2 separate regions of the Homo sapiens genome follow, and region 2 is linked to region 1. The links are chromatin loops, found by intact Hi-C in ENCODE. Cell type or tissue: PC-3. All regions are shown on one strand. Links, peaks and the distances in the headings refer to the core of each region. The heading gives the core; the rest is flanking DNA.

Region 1 (5,383 bases), core at 295-5,294:
ATATGTTATCATGTTATGTGACAATGCCTGAATAGAATTACCAATCAATTTATAGTAATAAAATTACTTTTTAAATTTCTGTCCTAATTGGCTTAGAAAGAAAGAAGCACACACATAAAATAAATCTTCCTAAATTTCCATTCAACTGTCTTTCACGTTCACATGCGTTGGATAAATCTTTGATACAATGCCTGCCTAAGAAAACTCAGGGCTGCAAAAATAACCCATTGTTTGTTCTAGCCAACACCTGAAGATAGGGCCCCTGTCTTCCAGTCTCTGTGGGAGAGTAGGAGCCTAGTTAACTTCAATAAGTGCTGGTTAACCCAGATGGCTGTCACATTTCACTTTCACTGACAATTTTCACTTCCCTAATTCCACTGAGCCCCACTCATTCCCCTCATAATTCCTTCATTCTCCCTTTAAAACACCCACTCACCTCTGTATAAATTGTAGTTGGGGTCAGTTCATCCTGGACTCTTGCTCAACCTTCAGGAGTCAGAGAAAAAACATCTAAAGGGAGTGGGAGAAAAATCAGACAAAATGTGTCAATAAAGTCAGTAGCAGAAGAAAGTGCTCGAGGAAGGAGAAGTGTTCATTCTATTAAATGAGAAGGAGGTCACTGGTGACCCTGGGGTAGGGTGATGAAGGTGAAAGCCAGATTGGAAGAGGGCAATGAGGCGGGAGGCTGTTAGGAATACATTGTCCAGGGCCTTACTTGTTTCACTAGGAAAACTGGAATTAGTCCAATCAGCATTGGGAGCTAACAGATTTCCACCTACCAGGGGGATATAATTGTTTTTGTAATACAGAGACTTAACTTGGCAGCAGTGTGTGAGGTAGATGGGCCGTGTTCGGAACAAGACTGGCAGTAGGAATGCAATTTAGAGGTCTATGGCCATAATCCAGTTAATAGAGGGCCATCACTGAATAGCATTTAAGCAAGATATATAAAGGAAACTGATCCAGCCTCTTTCTCTCATGCTTTACCCCCCACATGTACATTAAATCATCATCTTTCTTCATTTCCACTTTATATAAGGTACCACATTTTAAGAAACATCCCTTTAGAGGAGAAGTTTCCCTCCACCCTCAATGGCTTCTAAAATAAAATATAATGTTCCCAGTAAAATAATTGTGGAAAGAAGTCTAGCTATTTTAAAAAGAACTACTAGGAAATAAAAACATTCAACTTTTCAAAACTCAAGGCAGGCAAACAACTGACAGGTTCACAATCTACTCAGTATTGAAGTTCATTTCCTATTAATAAGACATTTACTGAAGAAACACAATTATGATGCATTTTAATATATTCTAAAATTAATTTTATCACGCAATTAATTAGGACAATAAAATGCTTTCTTTTAATTGACATAGGAAGCAAATGAGGGCCCTTAGGATGCTTCACGTATTACTCATTTGAAAAAGGAGTGGAGCAACTGAAACCATAGACCAGACTTTGAAATGATTAATGGTAATAAGTAATAAAAATATCCATTCCAGTATGTTTTTTGTTTTTTGTTTTTAGCTTTCCCCTAGACACTTTTCTAAAACAAGAGGACACGTCAAAAACACTTTTGAAAATTGATAGTGCTTTAGAATTAGTGAACAACATTCCAGAAATATAAATTTGACTTAGTTAAAGGGCATAAAAATAAAACTTTCAAGACAAGCCTAAATGATCTATAATGTTGTTAAAACAAAAGCAGATAGACACTCTTACTCCAGCAGGAGCTGGAGTAAGATCAAGACCATCCTGGCCAACATGGTGAAACCCCGTCTCTCCTAAAAATACAAAAACTAGCTGGGCGTGGTGGTGCACGCCTGTAATCCCAGCTACTCAGGAGGCTGAAGGAGGAGAATTGCCTGAACCAGGGAGTTGGAAGTTGCGGTGAGCCGAGATCGCGCTACTGCCCTCCAGCCTGGAGACAGAGCGAGACTCCATCTCAAAAAAAAAAGGCCAGACGCGGTGGCTCACGCCTGTAATCCCAGCATTTTGGGAGGCCGAGGCGGGCGGATCAAGAGGTCAGGAAATCGAGACCATCCTGGCTAACACGGTGAAACCCCGTCTCTACTAAAAAAATACAAAAAAAAATTAGCCGGGCATGGTGGCAGGCGCCTGTAGTCCCAGCTACTTCGGAGGCTGAGGCAGGAGAATGGCGTGAACCCGGGAGGCGGAGCTTGCAGTGAGCCGAGATGGCACCATCGCACTCCAGCCTGGGTGACAGAGCGAGACTCCGCCTCAAAAACAAAACAAAACAAAAAAAGTCAGCTCTTTGTAAAAGTCTATCTCTTTGTAAAAGTTAATTCATAATATGCCATTGCCAATAACTGAAGATGGTATCAGTGTTCTCTAGATGTTTAAAATATTGTAAGACATTTGTTCATATACAAATTGTTAATTATCTTGTTTGCTTTTCGGCTTTTTTTTTTTTTTCTTTTTAGATGGAGGCTCGCTCTGTCGCCCAGGCTGGAGTGCAGTGGCGCGATCTCAGTTCACTGCAAGCTCCGCCTCCTGGGTTCACGCCATTCTCCTGCCTCAGCCTCCCGAAGAGCTGGGACTACAGGCACCCGCCACCACGCCAGCTAAGTTTTTTTGTATTTTTAGTAGAGACAGGGTTTCACCGTGTTAGCCAGGATGGTCTCGATCTCCTGACCCCGTGATCCACCCGCCTCGACCTTCCAAATTGCTGGGATTACAGGCGTGAACCACCACGCCCAGCAGCTTTTGGGCTTTTTAAAAAGAATTAAGGGCTACTCCTTTTAGTAAACATGTACACTCTCTGTATTGAAAAAATCAGATTGTGAATTGACTTGCTATCCTTTCCTTCAATCCAAACTTTAGCCTTGAATGCAAAAGTGGCACGGGATTCGGAGTAAATTAAGTGAAAAGAGAAATGTTCAGTAGCAACAGAAGAAAATTAATGCTAATAACTCATTTTTAAAAAGCAACATATTGGCCAGGCATGGTGGCTCATGCCTGTAATCCCAGCATTTTGGGAGGCAGAGGCGGGTGGATCACATGAGGTCAGAAGTTCGAGACCAGCCTGGACAACATGGTGAAACCCCGTTTCTATTAAAAATACAAAAAACGAGCCGGGCCTGGCTGGTGCCAACCTGTGATCCCAGATACTCGGGAGGCTGAGGCAGGAGAATAGCTTGAACCCAGGAGGCAGGGGTTGCAGTGAGTCAATATGGCGCTACTGCACTCCAGCCTGGGGCACAGAGCGAGACTCTGTCTCAGAAAAAAAAGAAAAGAAAAAAGAATGCTTATGCTTAGGATTTAGGCTGAACTACCATTTAAATAATTGTCTCTATTGTATCCTTTCATTCTTCCTTTCCTAAGATTCCACATAGATTTTGTAGAGAAGTCCAAACTCAGCACCATTTGTTTACATTACTAAGGTCTTTAAAATTTTAAATAGATTTAAGTATTTACTTTAACCAAAACTAAATGCCTAGAGACTTACTTGTCTCCACAGAAAATGAACTTAATTCATATTTGTCTCAAACACTTGCCAAAACCTTAAGCTTAAACCCATTTTACAATGCAAGTAGTGGTTAACTATTTTGTGCATGTCTTTTTGTCTTTTCTGCCATTTTCTTAGCCAGATGTGCCAATATTTTTAAAAGATCAAAGGTTTATCCAAAATAAAGAGAAACTACAGGATTTTTTTCTCAGATTCAGTCAAGACCTGGTAAGACAGATCATTTAGGGCAAGCTTTGATCTTCTCAATGTTTATATCAGCTGAAAGGAACACCTGCACACTCAGAGTCTTTCCTAGTGATTAAATAATTTGATTTTAATTAAAAATTCACAGTAAGGAATTGGAAGAAAATGCTGGATTTCAATATACCATTTTCTCCTTCCTTTTGTTGTTTTAATGGCATAATATGCTATGTATAAGGTCAACAAGAGTAGAGACGAAAAGAACAAGTTTGGCGAGGTGCGGTGGCTCACAACTGTAATCCCAGCACTTTGGGAGGCCAAGGCGGGCGGATCACGAGGTCAGGAGGTTGAAACCATCCTGGCTAACATGGTGAAACCCCGTCTCTACTAAAAATCCAAAAAAAAAAAAAAAAAAAAAAAAAAATTAGCCAGGCGTGGTGGCAGGTGCCTGTAGTCCCAGCTACTTGGGAGGCTGCGGCAGGAGAATTGATTGAACCCAGGAGGTGGAGGTTGCAGTGAGACGAGATTGCACCACTGCACTCCAGCCTGGGTGACAGGGCGAGACTCCATCTCAAAAAAAAAAAAAAAAAAAAAGAACAAGTTTATAATTGTGGTTATATTGTCTCCTAACCTAGGAAAAAATGACAATATTGACATTAAAATTGTGCATTGTATATAATTTCCTGTGCTTTTAGTCATACTATTATCTGAGATCTTTTGTGCCTCTGGCTTTCATGGGATTTTTTTTTTTTTTTTTTTTTTTTTTTGAGACAGAATCTCACTCTGTCACCAGGCTGGAGTACAGTGGCGCGATCTCAGCTAACTGCAACCTCTGCCTCCCGGGATCAAGCGATTCCCCTGCCTCAGCCTCCCAAGTAGCTGGGATTACAGGCATGCACCACCATGCCCGGCTAATTTTTTGTATTTTAGTAGAGATGGGGTTTCATCATGTTGGCCAAGATGGTCTCGATCTCCTGACCTTGTGATCTGCCCACCTTGGCCTCCCAAAGTGCAGGGATTACGGGCGTGAGAGCCACAGCGCCCGGCCTAATTTTTTTTTTTTTTTTGGAGACGGAGTCTCGCTTTGCCGCCCAGGCTGGAGTGCAGTGGTGCCATCTCAGCTCACTGCAACCTCCGCCTCCCGGGTTCAAGCAATTCTCCGTCCCAGCCTCCTGAGTAGCTGGAATTACAGGCGCCCGCCACCGTGCCCGGCTAATTTTTTTGTATTTTTAGTAGAGACGGGGTTTCACCATCTTGGCCAGGCTGGTCTTGAACTCCTGACCTTGTGATCCATCCGCCTCAGCCTCCCAAAGTGCTAGGGTTACAGGTGTGAGCCACTGCCCCAGGCCTAGTGTGTCATTTTTAATGTTACCCATAACCAGCCTTAGAATCGTGTGGGAGTTTTTGTTTCTTTTGAAAGATGTGATTCTAAAAATCAAATTAACTTTTTTAGAACATAAAATTTATCAAAGCAAGGACATTTCTAAAAGAAATACTTGAAAAGAACAGTTGATCAGTGAATTCACCAGTAAGTTTAAGTCAATTTAAAATTAACTTAGCAAATGATATGTTCATAGCACTCTGTGGACCAGTAGGGAATACAAAAATGAAAAAATCCTGACACTATTTTAACAGTGGAGAGAGACAGGTCATTAACTTACTAAAATGTAAGGTAGGATAATGTAAATGCTAAATTATGACATATACAATAAAGG
Region 2 (5,383 bases), core at 198-5,197, 110 kb after region 1:
ATGATGTTGAGCTTTTTATCATGTTTGTTGGGTTGCATGTATGTCTTCTTTTGAGAAATGTCTATTCATCTCCTTTGCCCACTTTTTAATGGGGTTGTTTTTTCCTTGTAAATTTGTGTAAGTTCCTTATAGATGCCGGATATAAGACCTTTGTTAGATGCATAGTTTGCAAAAATTTTCTCCCATTCTGTAGGTTGTCTGTTTACTCTGTTGATACTTCCTTTGCTCTGTAGAAGCTCTTTAGTTTAATTAGATTCTATCAATTTTTGCTTTTGTTGCAATTGCTTTTGGTGTCTTGGCCATGAAATCTTTGTCTGTTCCTATGTCCAGAGCTAGAAGCCATTATCCTTAGTAAACTAACACAGGAAGAGAAAACCAAATACTGCAAGTTCTCACTACTAAGTGGGAGCTAAATGATGAGAACACAGGGACACACGGAGGGGAACAACAGACAATGGGGCCTCCTAGAGGATGGAGGGTGAGAGAAGGGAGAGGAATCAAGAAAAATAACTAATGAGCACTAGGCTTAATACTTGGGTGACAAAATAATCTGTTTAACAAACACCCGTGACACAAGTTTAACTACATAACAAACCTGCCCATGTACCTCTGAACTTAAAAGTTTAAAAAAAGTTTTTTTATTAGTATCAAGTCCCTAAAGTTAAAAAAAAAAATCTTTATTTCACTGTTCAAAGCATTGAGAAGTCTATATTTCCCAAAATTAAGTGACTTTTTTGGTCCCAAAACTTATTAAAAATTACCTTATGTTTTAGCTTATTAATCTGAATATCCATTTCAAATTGACTAGTTTTTAAATCTCCATGGAAACTAAATTCTCCATTTTCATATTCATTTAACTTCTTTCTTGTCATTTTTAAGAGGTTCTTAAATCTGCAGGAAGGTACAAAATGAGTAACTCAAGTTTTAAAAAGGCAAACATTTAATAATTATTTAAACAGATATTATGTTTTAGCATGTAAGAAAAACAAATGAATCATGATTCTCTCGTTTATTTCAATCTGACATAGTTTGAAAACACTCTAATGAAATTATAATCTTAGGTAAATAATGTGAAGAAAAATTATATGACATATATGGCAGATAAAGAGTTAACATTAAAATCACATGAAGTTTTTATAAATAAATTATTCCTATCCATTTTAGTATGTTAATATAAAACATTAACTTATTATCAAATATTAGCTATAAACCAGAGATCAGAGTCCAAGGTGAAGAGGAAAATCATACTTAGGCTGGACCAGTGGCTCATGCCTAAAATTCCAGCACTTTGGGAGACCGAGCCAGGCGGATCACTTGAGCTCAGGAGTTCAAGACCAGCCTGGCCAACATGGTGAAACCCTGTCTCTACTAAAAATACAAAAATTAGCCAGGCGTGGTGGTGCATGTCTGTAATCCCAGCTATTCAGGAGGCTGAGTTGGGAGGCGGAGCCAGGAGAATGGCTTGAACCCAGGAGGTGGAGGTTGCAGTGGGCCGAGACTGCACCACCACACTCCAGCTTGGGCAACAGAGAGATTCCAGGGAAAAAAAAAAAGAAAAGAAAAGCATACACATACTTATACATGAATGGTTGAAAAAGACACAAAAATACATTTGATATCCGTTGACCACTGTTTATAAGAAGAAAAGTACAAAAAAAAAAAGAAAGTACACACAAAAAACATCAAGATCATTCAAAGTAGATAAGAGACAGGAAAGAAACATTTTTGACGTCTGAGTTAAGGGGAAAAGGAAACAGGCAGAGTTTTAGAAGAAAGGAAATGAGCAGAGAAAGCATGTATAAAGACACAAAGGCTGCTTTCAGAAGAGATCCAGAAATCTTTACTAGCACAACGTTAACAAAGTAAAAGGGATGCCAAACCACGTTAGAGAAAGACAATGAGAGAAAAATAGTAATTAGAATCAGAACAAACGTAAGTACTCAGCAAATAAACAGAAAAGCAGCCATGTTAGGGGCTTCCAAGGCAATGGGTAACATTCCATTTTTAAATCTGGATAGTAGAAACATGATTGCTCATTTCACTCTTAAATCATACATACTTTTGTATATGTATGAGGCATATATGTTTTAAAACAAACAGAAGTTTAATAACATGTATACCTCAGGTATACATGGGGGATATCCATGGGAAATGAGTAAATTTTCATGATATATTTTATTACTACACACACACACACACACACACACACACAAAGAGGCAGAAAGAAAGCATAAGCTAAATCAAGATAATTTTTGATGCTTCCAAAGGATGACACAGATAGGTTTTTAGATATTAAAAGATTTGAATATCTTCTTTGAAGGGAAGGACACTACCAAAGAGAGAAAGATTACCAAAGAAAGTGAAAATATCTTCAGAAATAAAAGTTCAAAGTAAAAGATGAAGAGTGCAGTTGACATTATATGCCAAAGGCATTGTTACTGCTTTCAAAATCATTAAAGAATAAGTGTAATATTTAGGCATTCCAAAAGTTTCAGATTGTGCTGCAACTTTCTAAAACCATTTTAAAAGAGAATAATTTCATTAAGAAAAAGTAGATATTAAATGAATTTATATCTAGTTTTGAACAAAGTAAAATTATATTAAATCAATTAATGAATGGTTAAAATGATCTGAAATATTAAAATCTTACCCAGTTATCTCTCTTTCTAATTCAACATTTTTCTTCATTTCTTGATCCAAATTACATTCCAGTGACTGTTTTAATTCCATAAGTTTCTTTAATTGTTCCTTTTCATCTTCAGACTTTGAAACAAAATATTTTCAATTACTTTTAAAACTCTGGAAACACTTTTTTTCTTAAAACTATTATTTCTTATGAGTTCATGAGTAACATATGTTTAGGCATATAAAATGCAGTTTATAAACCTAATGGCAATAAGAACGGATTTGAAAAAATGACTTTTCTTAAAACAGCTCATATCTCTTTTCTGGAATTTAAATTACCAAAATTTGTTAAAAATAGAAGTTTTTACATATAAAATACTAAGTGTTAATGAAAATTCCTTTTTAAAAAGTTATTTTAGATGTACGTTCTCATTTCTGAAGTTGCTCTAGAAACACTGTCATCAGTAGTTCAAGATATTCCAGTTTTTGTTAAATCAAATCTTACTAAGACAATTTTTAGAAAACTTTCATCTGGTTCCCGTTACATTTTTTATACTCACCTGACTTCAAGATGAGCTATCTCTCATTCTCTATAAACATTCTTCTATGGGTTTCAATTTTTCCTGTTCTATTAACCATTTCTCTTTAAATAAAGTTTTTCTTCTCCACAATAAACAAAAACATAACTTTTGCCTGATTCTTGTGGCTTTTTTAATCAACCTGTTTTTCCATTGGACTCTCTTTTTTGTTTGTTTGTTTGTTTGTCTGTGACAGGGTCTCACTCTGTCAACCAAGCTGGAGTGTAATGGTGCAATCATAGTTCACTGCAGCCTTGAACTCCAGGGCTCAAGCAATCCTCCCACCTCAGCCTCCTCAGTAGCTAGGATAACAGGCATGCACCACCACATCGGCTAATTTATTTCATATTTTTTAGAGACAGAGTTTTGCTATGCTGCCCAGGCTGGTCTTGATTCCTAGTCTGAAGCGATTCTCCTGCCTCAGCCTCCTAAAGCACTGGAATTACAGGTGTCAGCCACTGTGCTCATCAGGCTCTAATATTTTTTAATACACGGTCTCATCTAGAGATCTACTTCTTCATCACTTGTCTTCTTTTATACTAAAATCTAATTTTCAGTCTTATAATTCTCATTTTAAAATTCTGAAAGTCATCAAGGCCCTATTTTTTAGTCTTTAATCTGCTTTACTTCTCAGCAGCAACTACTATCAGTGACCATACCCTCCCCTAGGCGTCTCTGACCTCACTTCATTTCTAAATGCAGCAACCCTTCATGCTGAGTCCTGTCCCCTTCCATTCCTCTTTTTTAAATTCTCTAAGAGCTCCTTAAATCTCAAGGCTTCATCCCAGATTCCCTAATCTAGATTTCCAGCCCAGACCTCTTTCCTGAGGTCTCTTCCTTCTGTTTCACTTCTCATAAACCATATTCTCAACCACACACTCATAAACCATTACTTGGTGCAGATTCCTTTTGTAGGTAGCTAATCTTGTACATTTTATGTTGATTCTTATTGGTGTTATTTTGAGTGTAGTGTTATTTTCTCATCTTGTGTGGGCACACTCACCCTTAGGATGTTGACCAGCATACTTTGTCTTTGTTTTTCTTTCATAATGCAAAACTTTTCCACAAGGGTCAGATTATTGATTGTTTGCCTTTGCTTTCTTTTGACTAATTCCCTTTTCCATAAAGACATGAGATGAGAACCTTCTGGAAAAGTTAGGGGCTATTGATGAGTTGGTTGAAAGCGGTCTCTATTAAATTTTTGATTCACAGTGTACATTTCAAAGTGACTAATAATTATATGCCATATTCCTAACTCATTTCTATGGGAATCTACAGAAAATCCCCCATTATTTTTGAATAAGCTTAGCAGGTTTTGAGTACTTTTACTAAATTTTCCATTTCTGAGATGTTGATATATTCCTGGATGACATCCATATAAGGGGATGTCCCCCACACTCTCATTCACAGGAGACTTCATATCAATATATTGTCATGTCACTTGTGTGAAAAGGATGCCAATAAAGTAGGACTAACACATGAAATCTAGAAAAAAAACTTGTCAATGTTTCTTCTGATAGGTGTATCTGTATAGGAGAGTAGCATAAATCTTCCTGTTGTGACTTAAAGAAACTCATTAGTAGAAGCATCAACCTCATTGCTCCACTTTAGTATTTACAATGCAACCTTCTGATCTTCATTTCTACACAGGAAAGTGTGAATGACCAGAGAATCCTGTTCTGCTTGTTAAACATCAAGCAGAACATCAATAAATAATCACTAAATTGGTACATCAATAAATTGGTATTGTGGATTACACGGCCATCCTTTCTGAGACTGGACTGTTAAGGTTTTGGTTTTTTTTAGTTTTTTTTTTTGAGATGGAGTCTCACTCTGTCACCCAATAGCACAATCTCGTCTCACTGTAACCTCCACCTTCTGGGTTCAAGCAATTCTCCTACTTCAGCCTCCTGAGTAGTAGGATTACAGGGGCCTGCCATCACGCCTGGCTAATTTTTGTATTTACAGTAGAGACAGGGTTTTGCCATGTTGGCCAGGCTGGTCTCAAACTCCTAACCTCAGGTGATCCACCCGCCTCGGCCTCCCAAAGTGCTGGGCATGAGCCACTGCGCCTGACAGGAACTGTTAAGGTTTTGAAAGACTGATGAACACAGATAAATGGGAAAAAAAGTTTCTGAATCTGCAATGCTAGGAGCACTGTGTTATTCTGTAATGTCCTG

Evidence for each region. Hi-C counts contacts between places; a loop is a spot of excess contacts. Peaks named below come from ENCODE experiments on the same cell type or tissue, not always from the same donor. Only the 100,000 strongest peaks of a DNase experiment are listed, where the experiment ranks them.
Region 2: it touches region 1 in a loop (2.8-fold over the local background); 1 of 110 quality-filtered maps calls a loop at or near these places.

The regions. Positions count from the first base shown.
Region 1 is chr10:26,911,665-26,917,047 of GRCh38, forward strand. No RefSeq gene overlaps it. Among named protein-coding and RNA genes, the nearest start is that of FAM238C, 28 kb to the right of the region's middle. RefSeq lists an enhancer at 588-637. In PC-3, for the core only: no CTCF peak of the experiment used is centred there; no DNase peak of the experiment used is centred there; H3K27ac peaks cover 873 bases.
Region 2 is chr10:27,021,797-27,027,179 of GRCh38, forward strand. ANKRD26 (ankyrin repeat domain containing 26) reads right to left here. Exons shown (of 34, transcript NM_014915.3): 28 at 2,651-2,763; 29 at 762-891. Among named protein-coding and RNA genes, the nearest start is that of ANKRD26, 76 kb to the right of the region's middle. In PC-3, for the core only: no CTCF peak of the experiment used is centred there; no DNase peak of the experiment used is centred there.